Linked DNA regions of Homo sapiens: region 2 is linked to region 1. A link is an interaction called in ENCODE POLR2A ChIA-PET data of the cell type or tissue named here. Cell type or tissue: Panc1. All regions are shown on one strand. Each heading gives the region's core, and the rest is flanking DNA. Links, peaks and the distances in the headings are about the cores only. Region 1 holds the start of LOC105369468 (a long non-coding RNA gene). Region 2 overlaps LOC105369468 (a long non-coding RNA gene).

Region 1 (8,349 bases), core at 340-8,339:
AGTATTCTCTTTCAGGACTGATTTTCTACTTTGTACTGACTGTGAACTGTGTGCAATAAATCTTTAAAACTTTTGCATTTTTAGTTAATTCTGTTTAAATAAATATTTGCTGATCATTTGTTACATGCTTAGCACTATGTAACTAAAATATTTAACAAAAAACATTAAATTTAAACATTTTAATTTTACTGAAAGAATTATCTATAACCAAATATAGATCCTGTAGAAGATATTATACAACCATAAAAATTCTTACAATATTTTATTGAGCAAAAAAAAAACAAGAAAAACATTTCATCAAAACAAAGTAAAATAATAAAAACGGCCTGGTCATAGGATAATTGTTAAATATAAATTAACTCCATCCTTCAGAGAACTATTTGCCATAGGTGCTATCATTATTATTACTGTTCTCCCCTTCTTACGGATGAGGAAGCTGAGACAAAGTGCTTATTAAAAAACTAGTCTCCAAACAGAAAATTAAGGAGAGATTTTAACCCAGGCAATTTTTCATCATAGCTCATCTCAAGAACAATTTACAAAATTCATTCTAGTATATATAAAATAAAATTTAAAATGCAGCACCAAAAGGTTGAGACAATTACTTAGACAAAAAATGAAAAAGAATTCAAAGTATTTCTTACTCTAAAGGCAAAAAGGAATCTCAGATGAATTAAAAAGTTAAATACATGAAAATCAATTCATAAATGTATATGTATTTACATATGTATTTATATATTTATATATATAGTTCATCAATTTATATATATTTACTAGTCTATATTTCTCATATATAAAAATATATGAAAATAAGACCAAAAATATACATATATGTAAACATGAAAATAAAACCATAAACAGATGTAATGAATGATGAATGTAACAGATGTAATTTTTTATATATATATATATATAAAATGATCAAATTAGTGAAGAAGGTAAAGTCTAAGTTTCCAAGCAATGGAAAATATTTTTAAAAAATAACTAGATTAACATATTTCACTGTTTTAAACAACTAAAATTATTTGCTATTTATTATACAAATTATGCTAAAACGAGTAAAGACAATTAAGAATATATTTGCAGTAACTGGAGAAAATCAAAAAGTATTACCACATAAAGAATTTTTAAGGGTTCAATTCATTGGCTCAAAGGATTAATATTTTATAAAAGAAGGAAGAGAGAGAGTGTACAAGCTACTAAGAGAAATGCAAAGATTCCAATATGTAAATGAACAACAGGAATACCTTCATAAATAAATTTGAAAATGTAGAAAGTATGTGTTCTCTTTGGTAATATCAGCATTATAAATTTGAAATATTAATATCTTATTTTGAACATTTTCATTAGCAAATACTTTTGGGGAGACACTAAAATGGTACTAACAGCAAAACAAAAATGCTACTCTCATACATTGATGATAGGAGTAAAAATTTAATATCACATATTATTAGTTGTCTTAATATCTATAGACTATGATATAGAATTTTTCATTTGTGAGAACAGTCTCTGATTATGAAAAACTGAAAATAATTTAGATTTTCAATCTTTAGTGGAATGTTAGGAATCTACATTCAGAGGAATATTAGACATTTCATTCTCTCTATATATAATGTACAGAATGTCTTTATGAAATGTAGAGAATGTATTATAATATCAAGTGAAAAATACAGGACATGATATATGTTTAGAAAAAAATTTTTTTTATAATATGTCAATCATTATTGATCTATATAGATGTAGATGTAAATATGTGTCGTGTGTGTGTTAGTGTGTGTGTGTGTGTGTGTGTGCAGAGAGAAAGACTAAAATGAAATTTACCGAAACACCCAATAATTTGGGTGAGTTACCATTTCTTTTTATTTTCCAAAATATCTTTATGAAGCATGAATTACTTTTAAAGTAGTTTAAAAGTGAATCATGAATTATTTTTTAAAGGAAGAAAAAAGTTCATAACACAACAGCAAAAGCATATGAATAAAGTAATATTAATTATCAAAAATTCATCTTAATAAAAAATAAGAATTAAAAATATATGCCTTTATTTTCTATAACACTTTGCTACTCATATGAAATATTTCATGGAGACCAATAGAACTATGGGTATTGGGAAAAGCCCAGCATAAACATCATTTAGAAATGTGTGGCACGATCTCAGCTCACTTCAACCTCCACCTCCTGGGTTCAAGCAATTCTCCTGCCTCCGCCTCCTGAGTAGCTGGGATTAGATGCAAATATGACCATGCTCGACTAATTTTTTCTGTATTTTTGTGGAGATGGGGTTTCACCATGTTGGCCAGGCTGGTCTCGAACTGCTGACCTCAGGTGATCTGCCTGCCTCAGCCTCTCAAAGTGCTGGGATTACAGGCGTGAGCCACTGAGCCTGGCCTCCAGGAAGTTTTAAAATAATATTTTTCTGTCTTTCAAAGACTTTAGTGAACCTCCTTTTCCTTGTCTTTGCCCATTTCTAATCAAAATTATCTTCTTATTCTCATTAATTTTATGAAATTATTTTATTGACAAATAGCCTCATCCATCACCTCCATAACCATGAATTTCAGTGTCATAAGCTATAGCCAAGACTAACATACCTTTCTGATTGAATTCATGAAAGTCTGCTTTGCCACACTAATACCGTGAAAGCTGAACTTTTCTCTTCTTTTTTTATTATGTTATGTGGTCCTTTTTATTTCTTAGGTATAAATATGTTAAATAGTTTAAAGTCTAAGAAAACACACATGATTGAAGTTATTTTATACCATGTAAACTACTATAAATACATCTTAATGATATTTTTAATTTCTTTACTGGCATTGTAATTGGCAATGCATTAGGTGCTAAAACACAAATTTTTTAAAAAAGTTTCCATTCTCATGTTGATATCACTGACATTTTTTTTTTTTTTAGGATGGAGTCTCACTCTGTTGCCCAGGCTGGAGTCCAATGGCCCGATCTCGGCTCACTGCAACATCTGCCTCCCAGCTTCTAGTGATTCTCCCACCTCAGCTTCCAGAGAAGCTGGGATTATGGGTGCCACACCTGGCTAATTTTTACATTTTTGGTAGAGACTAATTTTTTTTATTTTAGTAGAGACTGGGTTTCACCATGTTGGACAGGCTGGTCTTGAACTCCTGACCCATGATCCGCCCACCTTGGCCCTCCCAAAGTGCTGGGATTACAGGTGTGAGCCACCATGCCCAGCCAATAATTCTTAAGTTTTAAATATATTGTCCCAAATAAAAAACTAATACTCTAGAATTTGCCACAATTTTTCAGCAAAAACTATATTGATTTGACTCTACTTCCATTGGCTTTAAAATATGATGAATAAAACTAATCTTAGTCATACTATATGTTAAGAGCAAAATTACACACTATTTTTATTTAATGTAGAGGTCTGAGCTCCTTCTAAACATCAGTATTAACTGAGATATAAAACATAGAAGGAAAAAAGGAAGAGAGAAGAGTGTTGAGAATATCGTTTTCCATTTGAACTCATCAAGCTTGAAGTTCATGTTGGCTAAGTAAAAATGAGAAGTACAGTGAAATGAGTCTGGAGCTCAGAAACTGATTTAGACTGGATATATAAGCTGAAAGATAATGGTTAGACCCAGGATAAGGATGACAGTGCGTAACATTTCCAAAGACCTGAAGATGAATCTTTGAAGAATGCCACATCATAGAAGGATGACAGAGAACTGTCAGTAAAGAAAAAGATGGAGTGATCTTTCAGGTGGATGGGGCACCAAAGGTTGGATGTCACATCGGCCAAAGAAAGTGAGAATTCACGGGAGAATGTCTCATAGTGTGTCAAGTATCAGAGGAGTCAAAGTAATATAGGAATTGGAAATTTTCCATTGCGTTTAATATTAGGACATCATCAACAACATTCTAATAATTTAAATCAATGACAGAGGAAAAAAAAAAGACTACAATGGATTGAGGAAGGAATGGAGGAAATTGTAAAAAAATTGAGCCGACAAAGACCCAGATACATCACTGAAGAATAATATGGTGCTACGTAGAAAGAAACACTGATTGGAAGGAGGGTTTTCCCCTCCCTTATCAGTAGTATTAATAGAAACTAGAAATAGGGCCCTTTCTATGTTCCCTGATAAAGAAGCCACTAGAATAAAGAGAAAGTGGATAATTGATGGTACAAGGCTCCAGAGCCTCCTGCACTAGAGCATATATGTTTAGTAAAAGTTACTACTTTCCTAGAGGCTGGCATCAGATAAATACCTAAGATTATACTGTAATACCAACTAAGCACACAATTTTACACATGCTTGTTCCCTGCTTATTCAAAAAGAAACATTATTACACATAAGAACACATCTAAAGTTTTGACAACAAAAAAATTTTTGCTGTTAGAATATGTAGAACAAACTTTGTCTGTTAGAATATATTGCAAAATATTTAATGGACAGAAATAATTTACAAGTAAGCATTACTTTAGTAAAATAAGCCTAAGCCATACTAGAAAATGTTCATAATAAAATCTCTCCCTCGTATCTGAAATTCTTCACCAGACTGCTGCAAGCTATGTTATTTCTTCCATCTTTTATTTTAAATGTAGTGAGTTTAATTATCATATCTTTCTAGTATTCCCTTGCTTCTTAGCCTTCTGTAACTGATTGCTAATGTCTACAATAATGCCCCACTGGCTAAAGTAGCTCCCTTTTATTTCTCATGCTGATACCTATGCTTAAATCTTTAGTGTTAAGAAAAAAAATACAATAAACACATTTAATTCACTCAACAACTCAATGAGGGAGTGTGGTATATTGAATTATTGCTTCCATTAATTTCTTTCCTTCCAATAGGCAAAGCACAGTGTATCACCAACCTCAGACTTGCTGTTTGACGATATGACTTACTTGCAACAGTGGAGATTGTCTGCAGGTGTCAGCTGCCGATTGTGAGCAGAGGCTTTCAGAAGCAGTGCCCCAGAGCTTTGCTTGCCCTCCTGAGAACAGCATGCCCAACAGCGACCCCGCCTTCCGTCCATGTTCCGGAATGAGACAGTACATGGCACAGAGCCGAGCCCCGCCAATCTCAGATGAGCCCCGCCCAGTCACTGCCAGCCCACAGACCTACAATAGCAGGTCCTCTTTGCCACAGCCAAAGCTATCTAATGTCGATATATATTTAAACAGGAAAAAAAAATGCCTTACAGAGTTTAAAAGAATTAGTGGACCGGCCGGGCGCGGTGGCTCACGCCTCTAATCCCAGCACTTTGGGAGGCCAAGGCGGGCGGACGAAGAGGTCAGGAGATCGAGACCATCTTGGCGAACACGGTAAAACCCTGTCTCTACTAAAAATACAAAAAATTAGCCGGGCGTGGTGGCGGGCGCCTGTAGTCCCAGCTACTCAGGAGGCTGAGGCAGGAAAATGGCGTGAACCCGGGAGGCGGAGTTTGCAGTGAGCCGAGATCGCGCCACCGCACTGCAGCCTGGGAGACAGAGCGAAACTCCGTCTCAGAAAGAAAGAAAAAAAAGAATTAGTGGACCACTATTTACTAACTGTGTAACCCAAACTCAGACCTTCTGAATGTTAGACAAATTCTTTTTACATAACATCACAGTGAGTTCTTAACTAAAGAAGGGTAACTTCTTTAAGAAGTTATTCATATTTATACAAGGCAGGCATTTGCCCTTGAAAAGCTTTCTGTCTCCTCGGATCCACCAGGAATAGAAAATCTTTCTCGGCAGGGCGCAATGGCTCACGCCTGTAATCCCAGCACTTTGGGAGGCCGAGACGGGCGGATCACGAGGTCAGGAGATCGAGACCATCCTGGCTAACACGATGAAACTCCGTCTCTACTAAAAATACAAAAAAAATCAGCCGTGCGTGGTTGCGGGCGCCTGTAGTCCCAGCTACTCGGGAGGCTGAGGCAGGAGAATGGCGTGAATCCAGGAGGAGGAGCTTGCAGTGAGCCGAGATCCCGTCACTGCACTCCAGCCTGGGCGACAGAGCAAGACTCCGTCTCAAAAAAAAAAAAAAAAAAAAAAGAGAAAAATATTTCTCCATTTACTATTCTGCAAATATATTTACCTCTTGTGGTATGTAGTATAAATGCTTTACTTTCTCCATGTCTTTGTTTCATATATATGAAATACCTCTTATTTCTCCATATCAGTTGTTTTCTAGCTGGGAGATTTATTTCAATATAATTAACACGATCATAGCAGTAGTTATTAAATAGTCAACAATTTTGGATTTCATAGTGTCAATATTTCTACAGCCAGATATATGGTTCTTCTTAAATTGAGCTTGGAAAATACCTTTCTAACATAAAACCCAAAGTCTTGTTATGTACTAGAAGATCTGGAGTTTCCATTATATCATGTTGACCAAGAAAATGTCCATTAAAAAAAAAAAAGCAAGAAAATATAACATCTACAGGCTCAAAAATACCAGGCCAACTGAGACACCAAAGTGGCCTAGGATCATAAGATAATTATCACTGTTAAATAATCATTCAGTCATTGATTTTTTTACTTAGTTATTCATTTAATCCATCAAACATGTGCATTAGTTAGTTTGAGCTGCCATAACAAAATGCCATAAACTTGGTGGCTTCAACAAAAACAATTTATTTTCTGACAGTTCTAGAGGCTGCAAATCCAAGATCAGGGTGCCGGCGTGATTGGATTCTGTTAAAGGCTCTCTTCTGGCTTGCAGACAGCCACTTTCTCACTGTGTGTTTTCACATGGCAGAGAGAGAGCAAAAGGGAGAGGGAGAGGGAGAGGGAGAGGGGAGGGGGGAGGGGGGAGGGGGAGAGAGAGGGGGAGAGAGAGAGAGCACAATCTCTCTGATATCTCTTCTTATAAGGTCACTAATCCCATCATAAGGACTCCACCCTCATGACCTCATCTAAATCTAATTGTCTCCCAAAGGGCCCATCTCCTAAGACTATCACATTTCAGGTTAGGGCTTCCATATATGAAGAGGGGGCACACAATTCACTTCATAACAAACATGTATTGATCATCTATGTGCAGGATACTTTGCTAGGCACTGGAGTCCATTGGTAGAAGAGAATATCATGTTCCCTGCTCTCATGGAGCTGTTAGCCTAGTGTAGGGAATCTAGAAAGTAAAATAATACAGCTCCAAAGTAGTACTCTAGGGAAAACGTAGAGATTATGGGAACACATAAAAGAGGTATCTTTCCCAGATACCCAGAGTCAGCGAAGACTACCTTGATAAAGTGTCATGAAGCTGAAACTGACAAAGAGTATAGGTTTGCCAGGTGAAGGGGGAAGGAGCAAGGGCTGGATACAGGAAGAAAAATGGCACATGTTAATCCTTGAGTCAAGACAGAACTAAGTGCAATCAAGGATGTAAAATGTGGAGTAACTGATGAGCACTTTTTATTTTAATTACACATTTTGATAGGACAGGCAGGTGAGAGATGTTGGAGAGGTTAGTGAGGACCAGATCATTTAAGACTTTGTAAGCCCTGATTTACATACGAAGATCAAACTCAAAACATTTTTTTTTTTTGGAGACGGAGTCTCGCTCTGTTGCCCAGGCTAGAGTGCAGTGGCACAATCTCGGCTCACTGCAAGCTCCGCCTCTCCGGTTCACGCCATTCTCCTGCCTCAGCCTCCCCACTAGCTGGGACTACAGGCACCCGCCACCACGCCCGGCTAATTTTTTGTATTTTTAGTAGAAACGGGGTTTCACCGTGTTGGCCAGGATTGTCTCGATCTCCTGACCTAGTGATCCGCCCATCTCGGCCTCCCAAAATGCTGGGATTACAGGCGTGAGCCACCACACCCGGCCTCAGAACATTTTTAATGTCCTGGAGAAGAAAGATTTTGTAAAACCCATCCTATGGAGTGCCAAGGAAAATTTATTCCCTACGAAGGTAATGGAGAATGCAAAAAAATATGTAATTTTACAAAGTTTATAAACATAACTCATTTTGAAATTTTGCATTGATATGATAGCATCATAATTTTCTGTTTAGTAATCATATTTGAATTTAACACTGTGTGACAGCAGCACATGTATGTGACTATGTGTGTAATGGAGCAGACAAAAATAACAAAATTCTCCATTATAGCTACCAGTATCTCTAGTGCCACAATCAGACTGTTCTTCATTTACTGTGTCATTTTAAAACATTTACTGAAAATTTGCTATGAAGTTGGTTCCATGAAGCTGTAATCATCCTGTGAATAAAACAACCATCCCTGCCCTCATGGAGCTTACATTATAGGAGGAGAAGGCAGAGCAACAGTAAACATAATAAATAAGTAAACTATATAGTATGTTAGAAAATGATGAGTGCTTTGGAGAACAGAAATGGAAGTACCTGGATTCGAAGGAGGTGAA
Region 2 (8,349 bases), core at 234-8,233, 160 kb before region 1:
ATTCTGAGTGTCTTACAATTTAATTCAATTCTGACACTAGCTACCTGGAATTATTACAGGATGGACCTCACAAAGGGGCTCAGTTCTGAACGACCGAGGCCAATTTCAAGTAGTGAGTTCTTAGGCTACCTACACTTCTGTCTAATTTGTGTATGAACTGGGGGTTCCCATGAACCCATTCTCAGTTTGGATAACTTCCTAAAACAGCTGACAAAAATCACAGAAACACTTTACTTACTAATACCAGTTTATTATAAAAGATACAGATGAACAGCAAGATCAGGAGGTACGTAGGTGAGATCCAGAAGGGTCCTGAATTCAGGACACTTGTGTCCTGGTGGAGTTCGGTGGAGCCACCCTCCTGTCATGTGTATGTGTTCACCAACCTGGAAGCTCCCCTAACCCCCTTATTAGTGTTTTTATAGATGTTCCATTACATAAGCATTATTGATTAAATTGGCAGTGCCAATTCTTAATCATGTTTTGCTCTTTCCAATTATAAAGCTGTCTAGAGAATCCAGCCACCAGTCATCTCATTAGCATACCAGAGATACTCATTATCCTGAAAATTTCAAGGTTCTTAGAAGTTCTTATGTCAGGAACCAAGGATTGAGACCTAATATAACAGAAGACGCTCCTATCACCTTATCATTTAGGAAATTACAAGTGTTTCAGAAGCTCAGTGTCAGAAAGTGAAGGCAGAGACCAAATATATGTCTTACTATGTCACAATCTTTTAGTCAATTACTATTGCTAATGAGATATTGCTGCTGTCAAGACAATTAACATTCCATTGTGGATAATTTGCCATTCTTTCATCAGTTGTTTTAATTTTTTTCTCTTATGTATTTGATGTCACAGGGTTTTACTATATATGTACATAAACTTATGTACATAGTTTTACTTTTCCTATTTGGCACTTTAAATAAAACTTTATATGAAGAGGCCGGGTGCGAGGCTCATGCCTGTAATCCTAGCACTTCGGGAGGCCGAGGCGGGCGGATCACAAGGTCAGGAGATCGAGACCATCCTGGCTAACATGGTGAAACCCTGTCTCTACTAAAAATACAAAACATTAGCTGGGTGTAGCGGCTGGTGCCTGTAGTCCCAGCTACTAGGGAGGCTGAGGCAGGTGAATGGCGTGAACCTAGGAGGCGGAGCTTGCAGTGAGCTGAGATGACGCCACTGCACTCCAGCCTGGGTGACAGAATGAGACTCCATCTCAAAAAAAATAAATAAATAAAATAAAACAAAACTTTATATGAAGATTCTTCGTTCTTTATTTCAGGAAAATTCTCAGTCATGTTTTTAAAGATTGTGCCTCCCTCATGTTTTCTAATATATTTGTTTTGTTTCTGTAAAAATATGATTTGACATTTTTATCTTAAATTTAATGTTTTTAGCATATTTTTCATTATATCAACCTCCATATGGTGGTGTGCTGATTTATGGGTGAATTCCAAGATTATTTTGAAATAATTACTTCCTTTTAGAAGTCTAGAATTTATCTTGTCTCTTGTTTCTCTATTTTAATAACATTTTAAAATTTCTATTATTTATAATTGGTTATTTTAATCTTCAACTATTTTTTATTATTGTGGCCATTTTTTCTTTGTAGTAATTCATTAATTTTTATGCATGTTTTTCTTCCCTTTATAATACTGTTATATGTGCTTCTTATAGTTTTTTTTTTTTACAATAGATTTCTTGATTATATGAAGATTGAAAGGGGCAAAATCTTCTGTTGAGCGAATTGGCTTTCTTAATTATTTAATGTTTTTTTGTAGTTTGACATTCTTTTTAGTGTAAGAAGGAATTTATGAAAAAATATTTTCTTTTTATTCTGCCTTTGTAATCTCTTTTTCTTCATTCTTTTTGGTCTGATAGATAGACTCTGATTATTTCTCCCTGACCCATATGACTATAGCTTTCAGAATCAGGTCATCTATTGGCAGTTCATGTACATTGCTGTCTCAGCCTAGGTCCTGGTTGCTTGGCTATTTCTGATTAATCTTGTCCTCCTGAGCAATAACTCAATACAGGTCACAGCCCTATCCGTTTTCATAGATTAGGTTCCAGTCACTCTACAATTTATAATGTGATTTCATTCCATTTTCCTTTAAAGTTTCCATTCCTAGATATCTCTTCTGCTTTCTTCCCTAGAGAACTTCATTTCATTGACTTTAACCCCTTCTTAATCTGAGTTTTCTGTTCTATCTATGAAACATAAACATGTTCAACTGGTTTTTGAATGGTCCAAAGACTTTCAAACCGTTTTTGATAATTCCTTATGTTTGAAGATGAGTAAATAAATCAGATGTTTAATGCTATATTTTCTAACCAGGTAACAACAGTATTCCAAGTGGCTAGCAATAAGACCTCTTCAGAAAACTCACTGTTAATTACACACACACCACAAAAAGGAAAAAATAACATAGGATTCTGAGTCAAAATAGTTTTTATTCTGTTTCTATTGTTTATTTTATTTATTTATTTTTCCATCAGGGACATACCTTGATTTATAATGGCCAGAATATAAATTCTGCAGATATTAATTGCAGTATTATTTGTATGTGACTATTTTATTTCATAATCATGTAAATGTTTTTAGTTTTTATTCCAATTTCCTTATTTTGTTGAAATTCTACATATTGAATATTTCAATGCAGTTTATTTTGATTAACAAATCAAATAAATTTAATTATAGTAAAAATAAAATAGCATACTGTAGATGTTTGATTTTTTGTAAGCTATTGCTAACATAGCAATTTTAGTAAGCAATAATTTATTCCAAATAATTGTGAATAGTACAAATTTAGTGTTTTTTCTTGCATGATTCTTGAAGGATTTTCTGTTATTTTGCTTACTACCTCTAGTGATCTTACATTTTTCTATACTTAAAACAATCGCTTTAACAACATTTAGTCTGCATTCCCATATTGTGCCTGAGTGTGGTTCTCAAATATTTTGGCAGATTCAGAAAATATCATATATAGTCTTAGAGTTGCTCCAAGAAATATTATTATTTCAACATCTTTGAGGACTTTTTCTAGAGACAAATTCAACCAATTTATCATATATGAAAAAGGAATGCTTCTAGATATTCAGCCAAAATTCTGGCTTGTATTTTTTTTTCTTTATCAGTCATGTAACCGTGAACATTTCCAACTTGACTTTGACAAGCTTTAAAATCACTGTGTAAATTTGAAAATAGTTATCTTTTTTAGTTCTACACTTAGTGTATCCACTTCTTACAAGAAGCAATGAGATATTTATAAATTTCAACTTTGGTTTCTTCTTGTTTATTGACTTGGCTGTACCATTTTAGTAAAGTCTGTTTCTCCTTCAGTGTGAAGCCATAGATGTTCTCAGAGGACATAGCCTCAGGCAGAGGATAATCACCTTAGAATAGCAGTGGTTTTAGCAGGATTCTATTGGACTATCTCTCTCCCTGCTCTCTCTGTTAAGGGGTCTGCCTCTGCATATAGCACACCCAGATTTTAGCCTCCACTAATGGAAGGCTGACTGGTCTGTTGTTTTCCATGATACCCTAAAGTATAAATTGCTCCCACAGTCTGATCCAAGTCAACCAAGGCCAATTGCAGAGCTAGTTTTTGAGGCAAGTTTTGTGGTTTGTTCTGAACACAGGAGGGGCATTGTTAGTTGTCTCTTCATCTGGTTGTCTCTATGGTAAAGTTTCCGGTCTATATTTTAGCATGTTGCTCATAATTGCTTATCATCAAAACAGCCTTTGTTTCTGAGCAACTCTTAGCTTGAATGTCCCAACAGTCAGTTTCCAATTAAGTTAGTTGCTTTATAGAGAGCTTTGGAGTGCTCTGTTTTTATGGACTCCCTCTTTACCATGGCAAAACATTGGAACCTCTGCTCTAGAGTGAGAGCAAGGAGAGTGGTGTAATTTTTCCAGAGTGACAGAGACACACCAGCTCCTCCTCAGTTAAGTCCCGCCAAGTGCCCCTGGGTAGGGTGCCTTTGAGGACCAGCAGGGGACACAGGGCAAATTAGGGATGACGTTCAGAACCAGTGCCTACAGGCATCTCCAAGGGCTTATCATGTTGGTAGGGAAGGTAACTGCTCATCTTCGCAGGCTGCCTCCCCCACATGTATCTTCCACTCTGTGAGGGAGCTGGAGAGGGACAATCATTTCCTCAATTTTTTTTGGCTTGCCATGACTAGCAGTGAGCCTCCACTCTACTAGACGGGGTTGAGTGAATGAAGAAAAACCCCAACCTCTAGCTTCAAATGTTAGGAATTTAGCCTGTGCAATTTATTGCTGAGAGGTATGAGAAAAGTTGGCAACCTGCCCCTCCTGGTGAGATAACATATCCTTTAACTGAGATGAGGAGAGAGAGAGAGCCTCATTTTCTTGGCCCTACTCACTCAGATTGGAGAGTCTGAAAAAAAAAAAAAAGGAAATAAAAGAAATTTTGAGATGGGAGAGAGAAGGAGAAAGCAAGTCATGGCTAAGTGACACAGACTGGCTCTTGGTATCACAATTTAGAAGATTTTCTTGAAAAAAATATTTATTTGCTATGAAACAATTTCCAAAGACTTCTTTAAAATAGTTTCTTCAATATGATCATTTTCTGGAAAGAAGGTTTGCAGAACTTACCACGCTACCATTCCAGAAGTCACATTTTTCCTAATTATTTATTTTAAGTATTACAGGATCTCTAAATGTATTATGCATTTGATTAATAATATTAGCTTAAATTTTCCATCCCACATACTGATTATTTCTGTCATTAAATTATTTTTATCCTTCATATGAATTTGTTCATTATAGATCAAATTTTAAAATCATACTTAATAAATTCAGAAATTTTTTTTCTAGTACACACTATGCTAGTAAAGACCAAAACATGTACACCATTATGTGGGATTACATGTAGATACAAGATACCATCCTTTTAAGAATATTATACTAATGTTCTGTTTTCTAATGTATTTGTCTTGATTCAATACTGTTGATATTTTTAATTAGTTAGCTTTGTTCTTCAGTTCTACAATTAGATATGAAATGTTTTGTTTCCAAGTGGATTTGTGGTCTTTTAATAGAGTATCAAATGTTTCTAGCCATAGATAATTTAATTGGAAAAACTAAATGTGAAACTAACTTGTAGTACATGTAATAGTAGAAGCAAAATACATTGCATTTTAAGTTAGTATTTAAAAGCTAATTACTACATTTTCTTTTTTCCATTTTAAAAATGATTCAAAATAAAATACTGAAATTTCTGCCCTGTAACCCAAAGTAATTTTATGTAGTTAAACTGAATCAGAAGCTGTTTTGATAGAAACATTTTTACAATGCCAGAAAGATGTGATGAATATTTTCATGAGTTTTCATAGAATCTGCTAATTTTCTGAATATATTTTATCTTTCTAATAGATCAGAGCTGCATTTGTTGCTTCTGAGATCTGAATTTGATAGAAATAATTGCCTTTTTATATTCTTATTATATTGATCATAATTAAATGTTCATTAATTAAAGACTAAGGCAGTCCAGGTATTTCATCTGAACTGTTCAAGTTCTGGATTTGATTAGAATAATTTTATAGCTGCCCTTAATTTATTTCATAGCCTTTTAGTATGTCTGTGGCCTGCTGCCACAGACCACATATGTGGAGTGTAAAGCAGCTGCCTCCCTGCCCAGGTCTAAGGACAATGCTGTTAACAGGAAAATGTGATATGTTATATCTAACTTCCAAAGGTACTCTTTAATCTAGTCACTCTGCAGATAAGAAATTGCCAGTAAAGAAGTTTGCAAGTCATGTTTTTTTCTGAAATATCTAAAATTGAAATTTTGGGACTACATCTTGTAATTTTGCTGCTCAGTGATTTTACGTTATTCATGAACACTCAAAATAATTAATGAGCAGAAAAGCCTGTGTCACAGATGATGAAGACAAACTTCTAGGAGAGTTTACTTCTGGATCTTCTGTTAAGAGTCAGGTTCGTTTGAGATGATGACAGGTGACAGGCAACAGCTTTTTGTTATCTTTAATTAAAATAACCAGAACAAATTTCTGGAAATCAATTATGTGTCCATGGAGGAGACAGCAGTAAGCAGAGGTTTCAATTGTATTCAATACCAGTATAGGAAGCTGATATTCAGCACTCAAAGTGGTTCAAGAACCTCATCTACAAGAGGGAGGTCAGTGGAAGAAGCCAAAGCTATTCTCAAAATTTCTGAATAACAAGTTTCTTAGCAACTGAATCAGTGGAACCCCAAAAGGTTTTGCTGAGATTGCTAAAGGACCTATGCTCCACTTCCAGACCTCAGTGGTGGGTGAGTGTTAGAATCACACACTTCTGTGTATTCTTCCCTTGGGCGTTGAGAAAATGCACAGATATACATAACAAAGTGCAGAGAAGATGTTCAACTCATGAACCAAAGACCTGAATTGAAAACAAAATTATGATGACATAACTGAGAGTCTACTTGGCTGTGAAATGCAGAATGGAAAATTGCATGTGTCAAGAAACAGGCTAAGGCAGCAAAAGTAAGTAGGGATATGACAGATACCTTGAAACACAAAGACAGCCTCTAGATAGTTTGGAGAACATTCTAGTGCAGTATCTTAGACTAGGACATAAGGAAAATATAAATAATATTGCATACCCCCTTGGAAGTTGTTACCTGGCAAGCTTGACAAATTTACATATATATATATATATATATATATATAATTGAAGGAATTAAGCACTAAATTATGTGCTGATGGTGGTGAATGTGGTTGAATTGATGCAAAGGACACTACTAGTTAGATTACTAATGTGATTACCTCATGGTGCTTTCTTAATTTAGGTAGCTGTGAGTTTGTGAGAATGTCACTAAACAATCTCTTTACTAAAAAAAAAGCTCTTAAAAATTCTGAATAAAGTTTTCAATGATCTCTGTTGAATTTGAGGCTTCCCTGAAATACTCTCTAATCTTATTATTTACAAAGCATTTAGTGGTTTTTCTCCCATATTAAGACTACTCCTGTTTAGATTCTTCTTTCTCCTTCCAAGTATATTCCATCAAATATTCCCACTCAATTCTTTTTATTTTCTTTAGTTCTCAATTATTTTATTTGTACTCTTTATGCTTTAATTTGAATCATTATAAGTATTCATATGTGACGTCTTCATATATGCCTTTGGTCCCACTGTCAGTTAGTAGTTTTGCTTTGTTTTGTATTCCTAAACAATTGTAACTCTGCCTGAATCAGTCAGAAAACCAATTTATTAAAGGATGTTTTGCTAAACACAGAATTTGGGGGAAGGGCTATGGAGCTTGGTCTGGAGGATAGACAGTCAGAAACAACTCTTACAAAGTGTCATAGAAATGGTCACATGAAAACAGGACCAGGAACAGATCTTGTTGCTGCACCATTATCTAAGTGCATCTATTCCTAACTCTGAAAACTGCTGTAAGTGGCACTTTTCTGCCCCCTTAAAAAAGAGAGTATATATTACCCTCGCTTTTAATGTACTAGCTTTTTGTTTTAAAATCTGCATAGATAAATCATATCATTAGAGCCTTGAAGGTGAATCTGGACTACAGCTGCAAGGAGGGCTAGGAAAATTTTCCCCGGCATCTTTTTGTTTCTAGAGTAAGAAACTACCTCATAATGTAAAGGGAGACCCCAAACATAGAAAAGGTGGTTAGATGCAGAAAAAAAAAAGTCACCTACAATCTCAAATTCACTGCAAAGTGCTGCACTTGAATTCCAAACTGTTGCCTGAATATCTTAAGGTTTATTCCATTAAATATCTCCAATACAAAATGTCTCTGGATAATGCACTACCTGATGGCCATTAAAATGAGCAATCATGATTTCCCCCTTACTGATCTCTCTGCCTCAGTCACTTCTACCTCCACATTAGTTTACATATATTGCAGTTTATCAGTCAAAGTAAGTCTTTAAACTTGTACTCACATTCTACACCCTTAATAACCACAGCTCTAATAATGTAAAATTGTTGCTGACACTTATTTTCCATACTTCTGATTCTCCTATCACCTGCTCACCTTTTTCTTTCCCATCAGCTTTTATCAGCTTCTACTAAACCACATCATTAGCTTATTCAGTAGGTCTGTTGTTTGTTACATGTTACTCCTTACAAGGACATTAGTCCTATGAGAACACGGACCTTTGTCTGTTTTGTTAAGTGTTATACTTGTAGGATTTAGAGTACCTGTCCCATAGAAAGTGCTCAACACATATTTGTTGAGTTAAACATTGTTGAATCATCCCTGAAAAGGAAATGATGAAATTAAAGTAGCATATGGAAATTTTAGTTGGGCTCTGGCATTTTTTTTAATGCAGGGCAACATGGGT

What was found. Peaks named below come from ENCODE experiments on the same cell type or tissue, not always from the same donor. Only the 100,000 strongest peaks of a DNase experiment are listed, where the experiment ranks them.
Region 2: POLR2A ChIA-PET joins it to region 1 with 10 read pairs; 2 of 35 experiments call an interaction of 5 or more read pairs at or near these places.

Annotation. Positions count from the first base shown.
Region 1 is chr11:105,510,602-105,518,950 of GRCh38, forward strand. It overlaps LOC105369468 (a long non-coding RNA gene), which reads right to left and starts at 5,396. Exons shown (of 6, transcript XR_007062871.1): 1 at 4,881-5,396. In Panc1, for the core only: CTCF peaks have their summits at 4,930 and 5,135; DNase peaks (open chromatin) are centred at 5,010 and 5,580; H3K4me3 peaks cover 2,814 bases; H3K27ac peaks cover 3,190 bases.
Region 2 is chr11:105,353,652-105,362,000 of GRCh38, forward strand. The region is part of intron 2 of LOC105369468 (a long non-coding RNA gene); the gene reads right to left. Among named protein-coding and RNA genes, the nearest start is that of CARD18, 220 kb to the left of the region's middle. In Panc1, for the core only: no CTCF peak of the experiment used is centred there; a DNase peak (open chromatin) is centred at 8,197.